Linked DNA regions of Homo sapiens: region 2 is linked to region 1. The links are chromatin loops, found by intact Hi-C in ENCODE. Cell type or tissue: K562. All regions are shown on one strand.

Region 1 (2,500 bases):
ATCCACCCAAGTATTTTCTTTTCTTCTCCCACTAATGGATAAATAGCTTATGCAATTTTCCTTATTTATATCCAGCATTCCCCATTAATGCTCCACAATCATTGGTCTACAAGGTATAAATGGCCTCAAGCTATAATTTGATGCAGCCCTCTATCATCAGCAAGAAAAGCATTACTGGGGCCAGGTGCAGTGGCTCATGCCTGTAATCCCAGCACTTTGGGAGGCTGAGGCAGGTGGATCACGAGGAGGTCAGGAGATAGAGGCCATTCTGGCCAACGTGGTGAAACCCCGTCTCTACTAAAATAAGAAGAAAAAATTAGCCGGGCATGTGGCGCATGCCTGTAGTCCCAGCTACCCAGGAGGCTGAGGCAGGGGAATCACTTGAACCCGGGAGGCAGAGGTTGCAGTGAGCCGAGATCCCACCACCGCACTCCAGCTGGGGGACAGAGCAAAACTCTGCCTCAAAAAAAAAAAAAAAAAAGAAAGAAAAGAAAACAAAAGCATTATTATTGGACGGGGTGCAGTGACTCATGCCTGTAATCCCAGCACTTTGGGAGGCCAAGGCAAGCAGATCACTTGAGACTAGAAGTTTGAGACCAGCCTGCCAACATGGTGAAACCCTGTCTCTACTAAAAATACAAAAAACAGCTGGGTGTTGTGGCAGGCACCTGTAATCCCAGCTACTGGGGAGGCTGAGGCAGGAGAATCACTTGAACCCAGGAGGTGGAGGTTGCAGTGAGCCAAGATCGCGCCACTGCACCCCAGCCTGGGCGACAGAATGAGAGCCTATCAAAAAGAAAGAAAAGAAAAGAAAGGAAAGGAAAGAAAAGGAAAGGAAAAGAAAGGAAGAGAAAGAAAGAGAAAATAAAAGAAAGATTAAAGAAAAGAAAGAGAAAGAAAGAAAAGAGAGAAAGGAAAGCATTAAAAGCATTATTATGCTCTATATTCAGATTCAACAGATATTTACTGAGCACATATAATCTTTAATGTATTTTGCTAGGTGTTATGGAGAACTACAAAAATATAGCAAGCATGGGTTCTACCCTTATGAACATTCAGTCTAGCAAAGAAGCAGTATAGTATGGATATCTACATAAAAGATCATAATATAAGCTATAAAGTATTAAAAATGACACCATTTGAGTTAAAAGAAAAAAGATGCTATTCAAAAAGCTCAGAGGAAAAGTTAGCTTCTAGTCAGGGTGGTGTCAAGGAAGCTTGGTGGGAGAGTATTTATACTAGAAGGATTAAAAGAAGTAGGATATCATGACTAGATAGGTTTAGTCATACAGCGGATGGGGCAAGGGCATTTTAGATAACCATAAGGACAAGGACCCTGAACTGGGAAATTATGCTGCATGTACAGGGAGTGACTGTGCAGTCTGACCAAAGAACAGGGCAAGTAATGAAGAAACTGGGGCCCCGGGTGGTTATGGATTACCCAGAGCCATAGCACCAGACAGCCCTAGAATGGGCATTGAATCCCAGGCGTTTTCCTTCTTTAATGCTCCCACAATATGACCAAGTCAACATTTTAGTCACTGCTCTGCTTTATTTACAACAACCCATTATATATTGTCCATTAAGTAATTGACTCAACAAACACTTATCGAATATCTAGTACACTCTAGGCATAATTGGATGCTATGGTCTCCAAGGCTGATTTGATATGTGTTATAAAATACTTTTTCCCAAGTGGGGAATAGGGCTAATATTGGGCTAAGACAGATTGTCTTTGTCTTTGTTAAAATTTTATAGAGTTATACTTCAGAGCAAATACTATAAACAACAAAGACAATTAAATAAACCACAAAAACAGATCTCTGTATCATGTTTTTCTACACGACATCAATACACTGAGTCTTAGCAATGACTGCCCATGTGTTTTTTCCATAACTATGCTTACTTATGTTTTAGCAAGGGGTAATACAGAAGGATATGAAACCCTCCATCCTTGAGCGAAAGTTTAAAAACATTTCTAGTATTATAGTAGAACAAGACTCACTTCCGTTTAGCTTATCAACCACCAAGAGACATTTCCCCTTTGTACTTGTTATGTTTTAGTGTAACTATGGAGACACAGCACTTTCCATGCAAGTGACACACATGATTTTGGTTTAACATACTCATTTTCTGAGAAACATTTTAAAATGTGGTCACTATTTTAAAAATTGTGGTCACTATGAGATCTTTGAGCTACTTTGGTATTTCAATGTAAATCCATACATTTGTTAGCAATATTCATTGAGGGAAGAGTTAAGTACCACGGATTATGGATTCTTTCTGATTCCATCAAACTATTCCTAATTAAAGCTTTGGTGCCAGAAAAAAAAAGGTAATTATGAATTGAACAAATTGGGCTATCAGATATTTTTATAAATCGTAGGGTATATCAAGTTGAGTTTTGAGAGCTCTGTTTCCAGGTATATGGCAGGCTAGGAATTCACACTGCACCTCCCACTGGAAACAATTAAAAAGGCTGAATTAAAAAAAATCTTAA
Region 2 (2,500 bases), 76 kb after region 1:
AGAGATATTTGAATATTATTCTCTTTCACTTTAGTTTGACCACATTATGCTGTTAGCTATTCAGTATTTGGAAGGCTGACAGATACTTAAAGTTGAAAAGCAAAGATTTATGTTTTTGAATACTCAGGAGATTGTCATTTCTTGATAAAATATTATTAAATGATCATATAGTGCTATTTATGATATCTTCTCATTGTTATTCATCAGATTTTTAAGTACATCTAAATGAGAACTTGATTAAGTGAGTGTGAACTAAATATCAGAGAAACCAAAGTTGGAAAATAATTTATATTCAGACACTTGGCTTCTTACATGAAAATACTTATGTAACTTGTCTGTATTTTCTGTAATACTGATATTTTTCCAAAGTTTTAGTCGTTACCTTTAAGTAACTACTTGTCACCTCTTGTCACCTGGCTTTTGACAGGTATATAATGCATTTTTTATTCAGAAATGACTCAAGTACAATTCTTATTTAATTCTTGAAAGGATTACATGAGAAACAAGCCAACAAAAAGGCTTCTGTACATTCAAAATAGATACAAAGTTCAGACACTAAAAGCTTATACTTTATGAGTCTCTCAGAGCTACCCACTAATGTTTACTTAGTCTTATGTAAGTAAACTTTTTTGTATTCAGATAATAGTTAAGAAAATATATAATACACCAAATGGTGATACATGCTAAGGAGGAAAAAAAATGCAAGAGAGGGGTGATGGGGAGGACTGGGCAGGGTGGAGGGAGCCTTGTTATTATATGTAAAATGGTGAAAGGAAGACTCTCTGATAAGATGATGTTTGAGTTGATACCCCATGGAGGTGAGGAAGTGTGCCATGTAAATTTCTCTCATCACCTATACATCAAATGGTGACCTCTCTCAAGTTTGTGTGTCCATTTCAGACCGCTTACCTTAGCTCTATTTAGTTCTTCACTTGGATGTCTAATAGATGTTTCAAACTTAACATGTCTAAAACTGAACCCCTTATCTTCACCCCAAACCTGCTTTATCCACAGTCTTCTCCATCTCAATTGAGTTTCTTCCTTCCTGTTACTCAGGCATTGGCATCATCTTTGACTCTTATACTGTACTTCATATAATCAGATAGGATTTTTTTTTGTCTGTATTTTCAGAATATACCCAGAATCTGACCTCTTTTCATCATTCCCACTGTTGCTACCCTTATTCAAACTCTCATAATTTTTGCCTGGATTACTGATACAAAATAATTATGAGTACTTGCTTTCTTCCTTGTCTCCCACCCCCACTTCTCAACATAGTACTCAGAGTGACCTTTTAACTGTATGTCAGATAATGCCTCTCTTCTGCTCAAAACCCTCCAGTGGCTTTCACTATCTCCAAGAGTAATAGAAGCCAAAATCCTTAAAACAGCCTAAAAGGACCCACATGATCTGGCTTCCTTATCTCCCATCAGTATTTCATTTACTCTTCTCTGCTGTCATTGCCTCTTTAGCTCTTAGGTCATGACGGGCATACTTTTGTATCAGGGCCTTTCCTCTTGACATTCCTTCTACCTAGAAACCTCTGCTCCAAGATTAATTCATTCAGCAAATACTTTATGGAGTACCTGTAATGCACCAGGCACTGTTTTAGGTATTAATGATAACAGAATGTAGAACTTATCAGAGTGGAGGAAAATAGATGATAATAAATTTTAAACAAATAACTTTTAAAGTATAGTATGTTAGAAAGTGTTAAGTGCTGTAGTAAAAAAGAAAACCTAAAAGTATCATAAAAGGGGATTGGGAGTAGAGGGGAATGGGTTGCAATTTTAAATTGAGTGGTCAGGGAAGCCCTTATTTGAAAGTAATATTTGAAGGCAGTAAGGAAGTTAATCATTCAGATATCACAGGCAAAGAATGTTTGAAATATAGGGAACAGTCTGTGCAAAAGGCCTCAAGGAGGGACCATTCCTGGCATGTTTTAGGAACAATAAGGAAAATGGTGTGTCTTAAAGCAGAATAAATTATGGGGAGAATAAAGAGATTGGAATTGGGGGTAGATGATTAGGGCCTTTAGGTGATTGTAAGGACTTTAGCTTTTATTCTGAGAGAGACTGAGATTTTGAACAGAATAGTGACATGCTCTGACATTTGATTTAAAAGGATCACTCGTTTATGTAGTGATAGACTGTGGCGGGAAGCAAAGGTGGAAGGAGGAAGACCGTTTGGGAGATTATTGCAATCCAGGGTACTAGGGGTGGAGTTGTACAAATCACGTTAAATTGTAATAATAAAAACTTATTATATACTCCTTTTAATTATCAATGACATTACACTTCTTCATGTGCATGGATTGTGTAAGGAATGTGTTTCATAAAACTATTTTACCCTTATTTCAAAACTTTTAAATAAATTATGTATATATTTATTTAGTAAAACTTATTTAACTACTATGTGTGAGCCTCTGGGAGTACAGTGGTGAAGAAAACAAAATCCCTACCCTCATTGAGCATATATTCAAGTCAGAAAGACAATAAAC

The links. Hi-C counts contacts between places; a loop is a spot of excess contacts. Peaks named below come from ENCODE experiments on the same cell type or tissue, not always from the same donor. Only the 100,000 strongest peaks of a DNase experiment are listed, where the experiment ranks them.
Region 2: a loop joins it to region 1, with 4 times the contacts of the local background. A loop is called at or near these places in 12 of 110 quality-filtered maps.

What each region holds. Positions count from the first base shown.
Region 1 is chr15:65,818,661-65,821,160 of GRCh38, reverse strand. All of the region lies in intron 1 of LOC105370866 (a long non-coding RNA gene), which reads right to left. Among named protein-coding and RNA genes, the nearest start is that of DENND4A, 28 kb to the right of the region's middle. In K562, no CTCF peak of the experiment used is centred here; a DNase peak (open chromatin) is centred at 1,340.
Region 2 is chr15:65,742,785-65,745,284 of GRCh38, reverse strand. The region is part of intron 4 of DENND4A (DENN domain containing 4A); the gene reads left to right. Among named protein-coding and RNA genes, the nearest start is that of MIR4511, 25 kb to the right of the region's middle. In K562, no CTCF peak of the experiment used is centred here; a DNase peak (open chromatin) is centred at 1,374.